Regions from separate parts of the Mus musculus genome. Here region 2 is linked to region 1. The links are chromatin loops, found by intact Hi-C in ENCODE. Cell type or tissue: heart. All regions are shown on one strand. Links, peaks and the distances in the headings refer to the core of each region. The heading gives the core; the rest is flanking DNA.

Region 1 (2,904 bases), core at 193-2,692:
AACTGCTAAATATCCTAAAGAAACAGGACACAAGACCAGTGTCCCCGCAGGTCCAATAGTAGCCTTCCTCTAAATGGTCTTCTCTGTGTGTTTTAAATACTAACCCAGGCCAGTGGTTTGGGAACCAGTTTGATAAGCAGAATTCAAGCCCTAGGACCCACATAGTAGACAGAGAAAATCAGCTGCCCCACAGCTGATTTTCTCTAACCTCCACATATTTGGCACGAGGACCCACAAACATACATACTCACTCACAAACACAAAATAAAAATGCTTTTAAAAAAAAATGGCTTAGCAGTTAAGGGAGCACTGGCTTCACATCCAAGACCTGAGTTCGATTCCTAGCACACACAAGGTGTCTAACAACTGTCTATAACTCCAGTAACGGGGTATCAGGTCTTCTACCCTACCACCACCACCCCGGAGGCACCAGGCACACACATAATGTACACATACATGCAGCCAAAACATCCATACACATAAAATAAAAGCAAATAAGTCTAGAACCATAACTTTTAAAAAGAATTTTAAACGACTCAGCATCAGATAGCTTGGGTGATACGAGAGAAGAGCAAGATTATGAAGTTCCAAAAAGAAGAACATGACATCGAAAACCAGCCCTGTAGCCAAAGAGGACACAAACGCTACTCCCTTCGTAGTCTGTCCTTAAAAGAGTAACCACAAAGCACTCAGGTTTCCCAGACCCACGAGAATTTAATGAAGTAAACAGTGCATTTTCATAAAGTCCTAGTTGTTTAAAAAAAAAAAGTTTAAAAAAAAATAGCTGGATCTGGAAAATGAGCAGGAAAGGACGCGGGAGGCTCGTTCCCTCCAGTGCTGCAGAGTGAGGACAGGGGCAGGGGGCTGAGCAGGAGCCGGTCAGCACGCATGGTGGACGTGGGACGAGCTCTCCAGGGCAGCGAGGATGCCCACGACGGCGACGGCGGGAGGCCGGATCCCGGGCGGGCGAAGCGGGGCGGGCAGCGGGCTGACTCTCCGCCCCGGGGAGGGCTCCCACGGAGCACCGGGCGGGGCAGCGGCTTTAAGGGTTGGCCTCCGGGACCCGGACTGCTCACTCGCGCGCTCGCATCCAGCCACCTTATGATGGAGCGGCCGCCGCGCGCCCTGCTGCTGGGTGCAGCCGGACTGCTGCTCCTGCTCCTGCCCCTCTCCTCTTCCTCCTCTTCGGATGCCTGCGGCCCGTGCGTGCCGGCCTCCTGCCCCGCGCTGCCCCGGCTCGGCTGCCCGCTGGGTGAGACCCGCGACGCGTGCGGGTGCTGCCCGGTGTGTGCTCGCGGCGAGGGTGAGCCGTGCGGGGGCGGCGCGGCCGGCAGGGGGCACTGCGCGCCGGGCATGGAGTGCGTGAAGAGCCGCAAGAGGCGGAAGGGTAAAGCCGGGGCAGCAGCCGGCGGTCCCGCGACCCTCGCCGTGTGCGTGTGCAAGAGCCGCTACCCGGTGTGCGGCAGCAACGGCATCACCTACCCCAGCGGCTGCCAGCTGCGCGCTGCCAGCCTGCGCGCCGAGAGCCGCGGGGAGAAGGCCATCACCCAGGTCAGCAAGGGCACCTGCGAGCAAGGTGGGCACCAGCGCCTTCCCCGCCCACTCCTTCCTCCTCCCCCGCCGCCGCAGAGCATTCCTGGAGACCCGCGGGAGGGAGGAGTTGATGGCTAACCCGGTGTCCCGAGCCAGGAGAAACGCCTCCCTGGTTCTCTTGGCATGGTTTTATTTGGAGTTGCCTGTGTGCGCCAAGAAAGTGAGAAATCGCAGTAACGGGTGTAAATATAGAAAAGATTTTCCGAGACTCCGAGGCACAGTTTACCCAACTAGCCTGCAGGGCAAGTTTCAAACGCCTCCACACTCTTAAAAACCTTTCTCGTCGTTCTTTCTTTCTTTTGGGTGTGTACAGAAAGATGGGTAGACAGGGTTAGCAGAAAAATGCAAAGGAAAGATGTTCAGAAAGTCGATTTACTAACAAGATAATTCTTTAAGTTGAAGTTCATATTAATATTCAAGTACTGGCGTTTCCAATTCTCAAGCGGTAACCTAGCTAGAACATTATACTTGAGGGTTAAAAGAAACACAAACGCTTTGATGTTGTGAATCCTCTGACCATGTTGTTTTTCTTCTCGGGCCTTGGTTATGTTTTTTCATAATTTGTCCACAGGATGCAAGGTTCCGCTGGAATGGCTTTGACATTGGGTTTGTCTATTGTATCCCATACTAATCCAAACTTGCACAAATGAAGTTGGAAAAAAGTCTGAGGTTGGGGGGAAGAAAGAAATCAGAAACTTTAACTCCTAGTGCCTGAAATAACATTTTCCATGAGCAGTCGTTTCGAGGGAAAGTTAGAGTCCTGCTCTGGCAGCTGCTGCCCCGGCTTCAGCCAAGGTAGGAGGGGAGGGGAGGAATGTCAGCTGTTGCATCTTGAACACAGTTCAGGCTTTCTCCAGCCTTTCCAAGGAACAGTTCTTTCTTGACAGTTTTTCCCAGAAATCCCTATGCAAATAGGCTGTGTGCCATTCGCTTCAAAGTTCACCATTGAAAGCCTTAAGTGGTATAACTCACAGTTACCCATGTAGGATATTACCACCGTTTATAAAATCACAGACCAAATATCCCTGTTTCCAACAGAAACCTCCATTTTCCCCCTTTAGCTCTTGCACAACAGTCACATCATGAGGGGAAATGAACATTACAAATTCATTACAAATATTGAGAGTTTCTTATAAACATCCCAAGGGGAAACTTCTTTCCCAGAGTCTCAGAGGCAGACATCTTTCCCCTATCAGAGCAGATTAGCCTGGTGACTTCCCAAGTGGTGTTTCCTCATCTGTGGCGAGTTTATTTTGTTAATTTTTATCATTTTATATGTTTATACTATTTTATATTTTGATATATACTTAT
Region 2 (2,904 bases), core at 286-2,785, 97 kb after region 1:
AAACTCTGAAAGAGAGTCAACTCATGCCCACCATGCCCTGTACAGCTTTCCAAATAGTATGACCTTCCCCCACCCCCTCCATGCCTAAGACTGACTGCAGAGCATGGCCCACACTAGGCAGTACGAGCACCAGGCTACATCTCCAGTCCAGTAAGAAAGCTTCGTTTGAGCATCACGCTCCTGTTAAAAGTATCTGAAGAGTGAAATATGCTCTACAGAAATATATAGTCTGAGGGCCATGAACCTGAATTCAAACTCCAGGACCTCTATGGTACACCCCATGAGTGCGCCCACATTCATACATATGCACAAAATAAATAAATGTCATATGGTTTTAAAGCTCCTAAATTTCCTTCAAGTAAGAATAACTTTAAAAAGAATATAACGATTCTAATAGATTCTAATGAGGTATGAATGGGTCTGAGACATTGAAGCAATTTTAAAAGTTAAAGCGTTTGCTTCTATTGTTTCCATGAGAAAAGGGGGAGGGAGGGGAATGCATAGGACAGCCACAAAGTTGGGAGCTGGAATAAAATGATTTTTGATCAGAGAAAAGGGAGCTTAAAAAAAACACACACACAACATGAAAATAAAATGGGTAGGACTAAGAAGTGTTCATACAAAAAGTAAAAAGCCATTTTGTCCTCGTGAAAATGGAAAACATACCATCCTAGAACTGTCATCTCGTGGGAAGTGACCGCTTAAGGCCATCTTTTAAGGCAGTTTACTTAAACTGAAGACAGTGTGAAGGAATGTCAACCCAGAACCCGTTCTTTGTCCCTAATACGTCCAGAGTTTAACAATGTCTAACACAAGGACGTGGTCAAAAATTGAGCTTCCTGGGCCTAGAAATATGGCTCAGAAGCAGAGTATGTGCAGACAGGCCCTGGGTTCAATTCCCTGTGCCGTTTAATAATAATAATAATAATAATAATAATAATAATAGCTATTCAATAAGTCGACTGAAATGATAAATGAAATCAATCAACATCAAACAACTAAATGTTAGTTAATAAGCTACGCTATGTCGATTCTGGAAGGTGGTTACAGATTTAACGGGAGGCCGTGTAGGGAGCAATCAAGCCGACCCAGGAACGTGAACCCCGAGCCTGCACCGCTAGCAAAGCCCACTTCGTTCCCGGGCTAAATCGTAGGAACCAGGCTGCCGGGAGCCCGCGCGCCACGGACGGGATGCGGCGGCTGGCGCTGATCCCTGCTGCAGGTCCCCCGCCGTCCCGCCTAAGGGGCTATAGCGTGAAGCGTGCCTCAAGCGGTCACTTACCCTCGTCGGCGTCATACATCTTGGCCAAAGGTTTCTGGAGCTCTTACTCGGAATCGCAAAGCTGGAGACGGGAAGCGCGGCGGCAAACTCAAGAGTGCGATACCAAGCAATGTCCGTCTCCGACGTTCCCAGAATCCTCGGCGTCTCAGCGAGGGGGCGGGGTGTGAGGCTTGCGCCTGCGCAGACGACTGGCAAAGGGTCTGGCTGGACTTGAACTACGCATGCGCGAGTGATGACTAGCTGGCTGCCGCTGAGGACAGACGGCTCCTTAGCCAGAAGTTAGGTTACGCTAATGAAAGTTTCTTGCTGCGTGTTTTGATTTGTTTGAAGATTTATGAAAGAAATGGCTCCGCGTGTGGACTGAGCACTGGAGAACCTTCTGCTCACCCAGCTCTATCGAGTCCGTGCCTTTGCACGTCTGCCTGAACTCTCGAGTTTCAGAGCTGTCATCGCGAGAGTGCGAGAATCGGCCGCACTGTTGGACAGTTCCCTCTCGTCTAGTCGCTGGGGGAGGAACTTCTCGGACGCGAGCGCGCGTGCGCGCGCGAGGCCCCGCCCTCCTCGCGCTGTCCACATGCTGCCCGCGCGCCTGGCTTGCGGGCTGCTCTGCGGGCTCCGGCGGGGCCCCGCGCCGGCCGCTGCGTGCTACGGCCCAGCACGGTGGCTTCTGGAGGGGAAGTGTGAGGTCCCCATCCGCCAGCGTGCATCATCCTTGGGCCGTCGGGTTCCCCCGAGCTCCACGGCGACCGAGGACTATGCAGAAGGCCCGGACACGGAGGAACGCTTTCTGTTCCCGGAGTACGTCCCGGAGCGGACCCCGGAGGAACAAGTGCGGGAGTTGCAGGAGCTGCGGGAGTTGCAGCAGCTGCAGCAGGAGAAGGAACGAGAGAGATTGCAGCAGCGGGAGGAGCGGCTTCAGCAGAAGCTGCGGGCGGGCTTCCGGACGCTGCCTGTCCCGGAGTTTCCAGACGCCTCGGTGCCGCCCAGCGGCATCTACTGCTCGGGCTGCGGAGCCGAGCTGCACTGCCAGCATCCCGGCCTGCCGGGCTACCTGCCGGAGGAGAAGTTCCGCGACGCTGCCCAGGCGGAAGGCGGCCCGGCGCGGACCGTGTGCCAACGCTGCTGGCTGCTGGTGCACCACGGACGAGCCCTGCGCCTGCAGGTAAGCCGCGATCAGTACCTGGAGCTTGTGAGCGCAGCGCTGCGGCGTCCCGGGCCGGCTCTGGTGCTCTATATGGTGAATCTTCTAGACCTGCCGGACGCCCTGCTGCCCGACCTGCCCAAGCTGGTGGGCCCCAAGCAACTCATCGTGCTGGGGAACAAAGTGGACCTGCTGCCCCAGGACGCTCCCGGCTACTTGAAGCGGCTGCGGAAGCGGCTGTGGGACGATTGCATCCGCGCCGGGCTCGTGGTGGCTCCTGGTCATCAAGGACCACAGTACCCTGCCGGGGATGAGCCACTGGAGGAGATAAAGAATCAGAATCCGTCCTCCAGGTCCCGCACGGTAGTCAAGGACGTGCGACTGATCAGCGCCAAGACGGGCTATGGAGTTGAAGAAATGATCTCTGCTCTTCAGCGCTCCTGGCGCTACCGTGGTGATGTCTACCTGGTGGGCACCACTA

Evidence for each region. Hi-C counts contacts between places; a loop is a spot of excess contacts. Peaks named below come from ENCODE experiments on the same cell type or tissue, not always from the same donor. Only the 100,000 strongest peaks of a DNase experiment are listed, where the experiment ranks them.
Region 2: a loop joins it to region 1, with 2.9 times the contacts of the local background. A loop is called at or near these places in 2 of 42 quality-filtered maps.

Annotation. Positions count from the first base shown.
Region 1 is chr5:77,406,212-77,409,115 of GRCm38, reverse strand. Igfbp7 (insulin-like growth factor binding protein 7) reads left to right here and starts at 1,071. Exons shown (of 5, transcript NM_008048.3): 1 at 1,071-1,576. The coding sequence starts at 1,102. In heart, for the core only: a CTCF peak has its summit at 1,331 (motif pointing right); DNase peaks (open chromatin) are centred at 1,065, 1,615 and 2,375; H3K4me3 peaks cover 1,317 bases; H3K27ac peaks cover 1,000 bases; H3K27me3 peaks cover 284 bases.
Region 2 is chr5:77,309,009-77,311,912 of GRCm38, reverse strand. It overlaps Noa1 (nitric oxide associated 1), which reads left to right and starts at 1,827. Exons shown (of 7, transcript NM_019836.3): 1 at 1,827-2,904. The coding sequence starts at 1,857. Polr2b (polymerase (RNA) II (DNA directed) polypeptide B) reads right to left here and starts at 1,429. Exons shown (of 25, transcript NM_153798.2): 1 at 1,283-1,429. The coding sequence starts at 1,301. In heart, for the core only: no CTCF peak of the experiment used is centred there; DNase peaks (open chromatin) are centred at 1,482, 1,742 and 2,642; H3K4me3 peaks cover 2,500 bases; H3K27ac peaks cover 1,813 bases.